Regions from separate parts of the Homo sapiens genome. Here region 1 is linked to region 2. Evidence: read pairs that join two places in POLR2A ChIA-PET (ENCODE). Cell type or tissue: Caco-2. All regions are shown on one strand.

Evidence for each region. Peaks named below come from ENCODE experiments on the same cell type or tissue, not always from the same donor. Only the 100,000 strongest peaks of a DNase experiment are listed, where the experiment ranks them.
Region 1: POLR2A ChIA-PET joins it to region 2 with 6 read pairs; 2 of 35 experiments call an interaction of 5 or more read pairs at or near these places.

What each region holds. Positions count from the first base shown.
Region 1 is chr1:207,465,909-207,470,908 of GRCh38, forward strand. It overlaps CR2 (complement C3d receptor 2), which reads left to right. Exons shown (of 20, transcript NM_001006658.3): 2 at 618-1,004; 3 at 2,619-2,807; 4 at 2,892-2,991; 5 at 3,242-3,324; 6 at 3,787-4,194; 7 at 4,832-5,000. Among named protein-coding and RNA genes, the nearest start is that of CR2, 14 kb to the left of the region's middle. RefSeq lists an enhancer at 3,369-4,568. In Caco-2, no CTCF peak of the experiment used is centred here; no DNase peak of the experiment used is centred here.
Region 2 is chr1:206,773,725-206,778,724 of GRCh38, forward strand. All of the region lies in intron 1 of IL19 (interleukin 19), which reads left to right. Among named protein-coding and RNA genes, the nearest start is that of IL10, 3.7 kb to the left of the region's middle. In Caco-2, no CTCF peak of the experiment used is centred here; a DNase peak (open chromatin) is centred at 2,707.

The sequences.
Region 1 (5,000 bases), 690 kb after region 2:
GCAGCAGGACCAAAAGTGGTCATCTCAGCCTGTACCCCCAGTTGTGTGTTTGAAGCAGCCATTGAATAATTAGTATGTTCCAGGTATTGTACTTTCTCTGTTCATGTACTTTTAGCACTGGATTCTCACTATACCTTATGAAGTAGTTTGCGTTATACTATAGACTAAGAAACTGAAGCTTAAAGAGAGTAAGACTTGCCTGAGGTCACACAGCTATTGAATGACCGTGGGGAGTTGAAACTAGGTCCACTGAGCTCAAATTTCCCTAATCCATGGTACCTCCCCACATGTAACTATCATGCCACTAATATGTTATTTTCATGTGCTGAATTTGCCTTTTGTTTCATTATTAAAATTGATTAGACTCAGAACTTTTGGATATATTCTTTTCATTATTATTGTTTGGTCAAGATGATTTATGTTGATCTGTTTGCTGAGGATCAAGAAAAAGGTAAGAATTTAGGAGTTTGGGAGTAAGCAGGGAATAAATAAACTATACATATTTCTAAGTCTGTTTCTGAAAAAGTTATGTGATCTATATTTGGATATTTTACCTACATTTGAATATTTTCTCACCATGATCAGTATGCCTACCAAGTTCCTTTTCTACTTTTCAGGGATTTCTTGTGGCTCTCCTCCGCCTATCCTAAATGGCCGGATTAGTTATTATTCTACCCCCATTGCTGTTGGTACCGTGATAAGGTACAGTTGTTCAGGTACCTTCCGCCTCATTGGAGAAAAAAGTCTATTATGCATAACTAAAGACAAAGTGGATGGAACCTGGGATAAACCTGCTCCTAAATGTGAATATTTCAATAAATATTCTTCTTGCCCTGAGCCCATAGTACCAGGAGGATACAAAATTAGAGGCTCTACACCCTACAGACATGGTGATTCTGTGACATTTGCCTGTAAAACCAACTTCTCCATGAACGGAAACAAGTCTGTTTGGTGTCAAGCAAATAATATGTGGGGGCCGACACGACTACCAACCTGTGTAAGTGGTGAGTATGAAAAGAAAGCTGGGTTGGGAGGTTGGGGTCTTGCCTTTCTGTGCAGACCACGTTTTGTACCCTCCTGAAGGACAAACAGTGTGAACATGTAATGATGAGGGTGGAAGAAGGAAACAAGGGAAAAGGTGAAAGTTATGGCTTCTTCGTGGAGGCATATAACTGCTCGTTCAAAAAACATCAATTGAGCAAAGGAGTTTAAAGTACATGGAAAAATGTAATTAAACACACCTAATAATTGAGTAGGGTAAGTTTTGCAAGGATGGGGTCAGAGTTTGTTGGGGATGTGGGAATGGGGTGGTTTTCAACTGTATATCTGTGTTACTGTTAAAATGAGAAGAACGGTGGGATCTTATAGCAAAAATACACCCAATGGATTTGAAATTAATGTATAAGTAGCTGCTAACACAGTCTAGCACAGGTGATATCCTGCTCTCTGTGGTCTCTGTAAACATGTTTTGAAGTTATCCACTATTTCCCCAAGTCATCTTCTGAGCCATCACATTTCAAATAAATGCCTTTGAAAATAGGGACCTACTGTAAATTATTCATTCCTTCTCTTTTGGTTTGGTTTATGTTGCTGCTGAAATATAAATCTGAATTTGAATTCCACAATTACAAGAAATGGCAATATTTGACAAAAATTATACTATCAAATTAGGTATTTTCTTAATAAAGAACAATATTGACAAATTTTAAGCAGATTAAAGAGCTGACAAAACTGTTAAATTAGTATAAAATGGGATTCTGTTTATTGATTGATTGATTGATAAATAGCCTTGGAGGAAGGAGATCTTAACGATAGTTACAAAGGGCAATGGCTGCTGAAAACAGTTAAGCCTTTGTAACAATTTAGACAGACATATATGTATGGACATGGAAGGATATCGTATACATGTCGCTAAGTAGAGGAAGTAAGGCATAGAATATGTATTAGTTGTACACACACACATAATATAGGTGTATATATGTATCATGCATAGGATCCCAATAAACTATATTGCCAATATCTACCAGGATAGCCCTTGAAATGATAGCATGCTACTTTTGGAACAGAGAATAAGCTTAAGGATAGGGTGAGAATATAGGTGAAAATTGACTTTTTTTGGTAATTGAAATTTTTCACAAGGCAAATGTAATTCATATAGTGTAACTAAAAATGAAAAATAAGGTACTATTTATGGCTATTTGTGGCATAAAATGGATACACTTAAACCACACCTGTTTGATCTTTAAAAGACTAGGTTGAAAGTTAATACCAACTGGCTACCATAGATCATGTGTCATTTATTTAAATCCATATCCTAAGTCAGCATCTCGATCAAGCTTGTCCAACTCGCTACCCGTGGACAGCATGTGGCCCAGGATGGCTTTGAATGTGGCCCAACAGAAATTCATAAACTTTCTTAAACCATTATGAGATTTTTTTTTTGCAATTTTTTTAGCTTATCAGCTATCATTAGTGTTAGCGTATATTATGTGTGGCCCAAGACAATTTTTCTTCTTCCAATGTTGCCCAGGGAAGCCAAAAGATTGGACCCCCTTGATTCTAGATTGTGAAGGATGCATCATCTGACGGCTTTTTTTTCCTGGTATGTGTGTGTAAAGTTTTCCCTCTCGAGTGTCCAGCACTTCCTATGATCCACAATGGACATCACACAAGTGAGAATGTTGGCTCCATTGCTCCAGGATTGTCTGTGACTTACAGCTGTGAATCTGGTTACTTGCTTGTTGGAGAAAAGATCATTAACTGTTTGTCTTCGGGAAAATGGAGTGCTGTCCCCCCCACATGTGAAGGTACCCTAAATTTACAATCTATTTTAAGAATCTGGGCTGTTCTGTTATTTGCCATGCATTTCTCATCTTTGGTTTGTTTTTTAGAGGCACGCTGTAAATCTCTAGGACGATTTCCCAATGGGAAGGTAAAGGAGCCTCCAATTCTCCGGGTTGGTGTAACTGCAAACTTTTTCTGTGATGAAGGGTGAGTGTCAGGATTATTTATGAGATTTAATTCATTTGTCTTGTGTGTGCGTGGTGTGGACTGTGAAACCTGCAGAAGTCTCCTCTGTGAGGATCTCTGGGCAGTCTGGGGTAGGGTTGTGAGAGGTAATGCTGATAAAAGGAACAGATGCACACTGATTGAAATGAACTTGTCTTGAATTGTAAGTAGAGGCTGCTGTTCTTCAGCACAAACTGCCTAATAGTTCTGAATGACAACCTTCTGTCTCCAGGTATCGACTGCAAGGCCCACCTTCTAGTCGGTGTGTAATTGCTGGACAGGGAGTTGCTTGGACCAAAATGCCAGTATGTGAAGGTAGGCTAGGCAACTATGGTCTGACAGCACTGCATTCTCAGCTTAACTAAAAGCTTTTGGTTCAGTCATTACCTTACAGACTCTTACTGAACACAGAACTCCTAGAGATCTTTAAGGATATGTGCTTCACCAAAGCATCCTTATTTTTTGTTTCCTCAAGTAAAATGGGGTTCCTAGGCTTTCCCTCCTCTGAAAGCTATGCAGACCTTCTAAGTAGGTAGACCATATGCATAAAGAAAATAGTGTATTTGGTAAAAGAAATCAAAGGATCAGCAGAGTACATATACTCAGGAATGAAGCTTGAGAATCAATCTTCTAAATTATGTTGCTTTAGCTGCCTTGACTGATTCATTATAGACTCGGATATCACTGTCCTAGGATAGTGGTATCAAGCAGCATCTGGGGCATTCTTTGTTTTCAATACACCTATGATCTTGTCATTTCTTTCTGCAATTCCCCTAGAAATTTTTTGCCCATCACCTCCCCCTATTCTCAATGGAAGACATATAGGCAACTCACTAGCAAATGTCTCATATGGAAGCATAGTCACTTACACTTGTGACCCGGACCCAGAGGAAGGAGTGAACTTCATCCTTATTGGAGAGAGCACTCTCCGTTGTACAGTTGATAGTCAGAAGACTGGGACCTGGAGTGGCCCTGCCCCACGCTGTGAACTTTCTACTTCTGCGGTTCAGTGTCCACATCCCCAGATCCTAAGAGGCCGAATGGTATCTGGGCAGAAAGATCGATATACCTATAACGACACTGTGATATTTGCTTGCATGTTTGGCTTCACCTTGAAGGGCAGCAAGCAAATCCGATGCAATGCCCAAGGCACATGGGAGCCATCTGCACCAGTCTGTGAAAAGGGTGAGTGTTCCGGTACTCAGAAAAGGTGCTTCTGATTCGTTTCTGAAAAATTAGAAGAAGGGGTTGTGGGCTTTAGGTAGGGCCTTGTCCAGTTTATACTTCCCTCAAATCTACTACATCTAATCAATATAAATTTTGTAGAGGGCATTCTTATCACTAGCCCCCCACCATTGTTTTATTTTGTGGGAATATGCTTGGAAAAAATGTTAGGAATCACTAAGTTTCTCATTTCTATAGGGGAAAAAATGAGGAGAAAAATGCTTGTTTGTCTTAATAGTGACTTCTTAAAAGAGAAGTCATTCAAGCCCTCATTCCTAGGGATATATCAGAATCTCCCATAAAAAACATACAAGATGATTCCTTATGAAGGGAAGAGGCAGGAGAGGAGTTGCAGAACCCAGTGGAAAGTGAACAACATCTGCAGCAGCCTCTGTGCAGAAAACAACAACAACAACAACAACAAAAGATTGGGAAACTGTGATCTAAAATTACCCAAAGCTGGTCTGCAACATATGTTCTGTATCATACAGCTGACGCCAGAGTGGAATTATAGCATGAATATCAATTTCTTTGGCTCAGTTTCTTTCTGTGGTTGTTTACTTAAGCAGTTATGTTTTGTTTTTGTCCTTTCATTTAGAATGCCAGGCCCCTCCTAACATCCTCAATGGGCAAAAGGAAGATAGACACATGGTCCGCTTTGACCCTGGAACATCTATAAAATATAGCTGTAACCCTGGCTATGTGCTGGTGGGAGAAGAATCCATACAGTGTACCTCTGAGGGGGTGTGGACACCCCCTGTACCCCA
Region 2 (5,000 bases):
TGGAAAGTCTCTGGGGATCCTTTGATTGAGCCTTCACCTTCCCCTTCCACAGGGGCTTTGCCTGCCATTCCAGTTTAGACTGTAACTGGGAGGAACACTGACCTAGGTGCAGGAGGCCTGGGCTCTGCCTTGGCCCTGCCACTCTATAGTCAGGGCAAATCACTCATCCTCCCTGTGTCTGTTTTTCATCTGTCCCAACAGGGCAATAGCACCTGTCCTCCTGCCTGCCAGGGAGCATTGAGCTTAAGTAGCCATGGACCCAGATGGAGGGCATTTCCAGTGTTCTGCTAGTTCTTCACCTTTCTGCATCAGCAATGGGACAACTCCAGTGGCAGCAGGTTCTGAGCTTGCTGCACTAGAGAAGGTCACTCACTGCAAGGGGTGCAAACACCTTGGGGCCCAGCCAGCGTGAAGTGAGTGGGAGGGAGGGATGAGAGGGCCCACGCCCACCCTGTGGATGTCCCTGCTGTGTGACCTATGGATCAGGGTCAGGGGACTGTGGTGTCTCTTCCCAACTCTTCAGGGAGTGTCAATGTAGAAACCTAAGAATCAGGAAGTGAGAAAGAGCCTGCTAGAAACTAGTATGGAGCTAACTCAGAACTTACTGGTCCTGCCAGACTTAGACTGGCTTAAGGGTTCTGTCTGAGTTCTGCTGCCAGGAAGCAGAGAGAAGGGGACCAGGACCTGGGTTTCCCCTTCTTGCACCTTTCTCCTTCCCCCTCGGCTCCTGGGTTTTCTGGGCTGTGTCTGTGTTAGCCTGCAGGTCTAACCCCCTCTCTGAGCTGGGTGTTCCAGAAGTGGACTCAGCATGGGCACCAGGCAGGCCAGGGGTTCTGGACTCTGGGTGAGGCTGTGAACCCCTCCTTCCTTTGTTTCCCATCTTGCCTTGTGCTTACCTCACTAGGAAACCTGCAACCCTACGTGGTTATCATTCATGTACACACCATGCCCTGCCGAATCAGCTTTGAGCTCCCTGAAACAGGACATTGTTTTATTAATCTTTGCGTACTTGGTACTTAGCACCAAGTCTGGCCCTTGGAAGGTATCAGCTATACTTGGGATGGGCATAGAAGAGTGCCCTGTAAGCCTGGAGGGTGCGAGGCTAAGGAGGTGGTCTGGGCACAGGTAAGCATTCAGAAGGAGAGGGAGAGTGACTCAGGGATGCAGGCAGCCTCCCTTCAATTTCCTTATATGAGATGTGTGTGTAAATACACACACACACACATACAAAATGTCAGGGAGAAGGGAGGTATGTAAAAGCCATTTGTACCTTTCTTTCATCTATAATCTGTTAAATAGGGTTGAGGTTAGGATCTGACTTCTTTTTTTTTTTTGAGACAGAGTCTCGCTCTGTTGCCCAGGCTGGAGTGCAGTGGCATGATCTCAGCTCACTGCAAGCTCTGCCTCCCGAGTTCAAGCCATTCTCCTGCCTCAGCGTCCCGAGTAGCTGGGACTACAGGCGCCTGGCACCACGCCCGGCTAAGTTTTTTTATTTTTTTTTGTATTTTTATTAGAGACGGGGTTTCACTGTGTTAACCAGGATGGTCTCGATCTCCTGACCTTATGATCCGCCCGCCTTGGCCTCCCAGAGTGCTGAGATTACAGGCATGAGCCACTGTGCCCGGCCCGGATCTGACTTCTTTATTTGTTCTGAAATGTGTAGCTAATTATCTCAAGCCATTTGCTGAAGATTTGATTCTTTCCCCATTGATTTGAAATTACTGTCCACTCTCATTTCAAAATTTCAGAATTTAAGTGGTTGGAGAGAACCATGGGCAAGTTCCCTGGTGCAAGTCCTCATTTAGCATATGGAGATAACGGCTTCTCCATCAATATGTCTCATAGTATTTCTGTCAAGAGATAGATATGAACATTTGAATAAAGACCCTGTGTCCTTATATTGACAAAGCAACAAGAACAACAAACAGGACTCCTATTTCTCAAGTTTTTGAAGATACCTGTTCATCTGAAAAGTCACTGGGGTCCACGGGGAAAAGTCCCAAGCCCATAGGTCATGTCTGAGACATGAATGCCAACACTCACATGTGAGGAGATTTGGGTTTGGATTTTGGTACAAGGCAAGAGCCCATGAAGAGAGGGAAGTGAGAAGGCAGGCACCTATGGATGGATAGAATGTCAGCCTGGGCACAATTTAGTCCTGTGAATTTCAAGAGGACACAAATGCCACTCTCACACTGTGAGCTTCTTGAGGCCAAAAGGCCTGAGTCCAGTTTGCCCTCAAGCCCAGATGCATAGTAGGCATCTAATCAATGCTTATTATACTGATTTTAAATGAATTTTTCCAGTGGGGGATGTACTGGGAAATCAGAAGGTTGTGGGAAGGGGAATACCTCTCTTCTTCCATCCCTGCTCCAAAATATTCTCTCATTTCTGTATTTAGCTGCAAATGAAGGAAAACCTGAGTAAGCATGGCTTTTAAAAGAGGGGGTTGTATTTTATTTTCTGTCTCACTCATCAAGAAGCCCAAAGCAGGCACTCAGATGTCATCCAGGACCCGTTTTTTCTGCATTCTTGTTCTCCTAACCTTTGTTGCAAGGAGATAGGAGAGATAGGAGGTGGTAAAGTCCAAAGGTTTAAAGGCACACCAACCCAGGAGACCCTAATAATCTTTTTAGGAAGCTCCGCCCAGTAAGTTTCATCACTTTAGCTGCAGAGGAATCTGGGCAGGCAAGAACTGCTGGGGTGTGTGTGTGTGTGTGTGTGTGTGTGCTTATGCAAATAGATTTTGGAGGGTGCATTCTACAGTTTACAAGATCTTATAAAGAATCTGCCTCCCATTAGAGCAGTCATCGGCCAACCTCCCCAACAGCACTTGGGTTTTCCTGTTGAGAGCGGGGACTGAGAGACAGGACTAGCTGGATTTCCTAGACCAACTAAGAATCCCTAAGCCTAGCTGGGAAGGTGACCGCATATACCTTTAAACACGGGGCTTGCAACTTAGCTCACACCCGACCAATCAGGTGGTAAAGAGAGCTCACTAAAATGCTAATTAGGCAAAAACGGGAGGTAAAGAAATAGCCAATCATCTATCGCCTGAGAGCACAGCGGGAGGGACAATGATCGGGACATAAACCCGGGCATCCAAGCCGGCAATGGCTACCCTCTTTGGGTCCCTTCCCTTTGTATGGGAGCTCTGTTTTCACTGTATTAAATCTTGCAACTACAAAAAAAAAAAAAAAAAAAAAAAAAAGAATCTGCCTCCCTTGTCGGGCACGGTGGCTCACGCCTGTAATCCCAACACTTTGGGAGGCCGAGGTGGACGGATCACGAGGTCAGGAGATTGAGACCACCCTGGCTAACACGGTGAAACCCTGTCTCTACTAAAAATAGAAAAAATTAGCTGGGCGTGGTGGCAGGTGCCTGTAGTCCCAGCTACTCGGGAGGCTGAGGCAGGAGAATGGCGTGAACCTGGGAGGCGGAGCTTGCAGTGAGCCGAGATCGCGTCACTGCACTCCAGCCTGGGCGACAGAGCGAGACTCCGTCTCAAAAAAAAAAAAAAAAAAAAAAAAAATTTAGCTAGGTGTGGTGGTTGGCGCCTGTAGTCCCAGCTACTTGGGAGGCTGAGGCAGAAGAATGGCGTGAACCTGGGAGGCGGAGGTTGCAGTGAGCCGAGATCGCGTCACTGCACTCCAGCCTGGGCGACAGAGCGAGACTCCGTCTCAAAAAAAAAAAAAAAAAAAGAATCTGCCTCCCAGCTACTCTCATGCTAAGCAAAATGGCAGCCTTCTTGGTGTAGTTACCCCATGCCTTACTGCAATTCTGCAGCTCAAACCCAAGAGTGGGGAGCAGGCTAGCAGCCTTGTGAGGGTGGCTCTGGAGCTGCAGAGGGAAGGTTCAGGGATCCGGGCTTGCTGGACTCTGGGTTTAGACAGCTTGTTGGGCAACACGGTCAGCCGGCAGAGAGCAGGCAGGTTGACGATGCAGGCAGAGAAGGTGAGACCGTGCCCATCTTGGGGATGGGTGACAACTGTCCTGATGAAGAAGCCCCTCCGGGCTTGACTCCTATTTGCCATTAGTAGTTATTTTTTAAAGCTGATAACGGGAGTTTCATTTCTTCTTATCCAGGACATTTAGTGTGTAAAATAGCTTTGCCAGCTTGAAATTTCTAGTATTCCCTCGAATAAGCTTCCTCAGCTCCTAGGACAGAGGCTTCCTCAGAAGCTGTGCTGCAACAGACCCCAATGCCTATCACACACCCAAAGTGTGGCCAGTTTGGGGTGCAAGGAGACAGGAGTCTGTGAGCACTGTATTCCTCTGGGCTTTCCTGACATTGGCTTTGATAGTGTCTGGGGTACTTCAGAATAAACGCCTGGTGGGCCAGAAGTTTAAGAGGAGCCCGGGCTGGGGCTGGCCCTTAGGTGGAATGGAACAAGGGTTATGCAAACCGGATTAAGCGCCCTTCCGAGGATCATGGCCGGCAGACACTGCAAACCACAGATGAGCGGAAGGGCTGATCTTTGGGCAGCCAATGTGGAATTCCCCTTTGTGCAACTATGGCACCAAATCAGGCAATTTGGATTTTCCTTAGGGGATGGACACTGTGCTCTGTAACTTCTCATATGAGAAATTTGGCTTATCAGGGACCAGGACACCAGGTGTTTGAGCCTTGGCCACCCAGAGGACCATAGTTGTTTCTGCTCTGTCTGCATGACTACCTAGGATAACTAGTGGGCTCCTGAGTGTGGGGCACAAATGGATTCTTTTAGCTCCAGGACTGTCCCTCTGGTGCGCTTTAGTTTGCTCCAGTCTCCACTGGATGGCTGGCACCTCCAACCCAACATATCCAAGCAGGGCTGGGTTTGTAGATAAGTGACTTCTGCAGTCACACAGGGTCCCATGACTAAAAAAGTCCTCCCCTTACTCTGCTACCACCATCTTGAAATTCTCAATAACTGTTGAGCAGGGGGTTCCACATTTTTATTTTGTACTGTCTTCCCCTGCCAATTTATGTAGTTGATTCTGTATCTGAGAGTAAAATC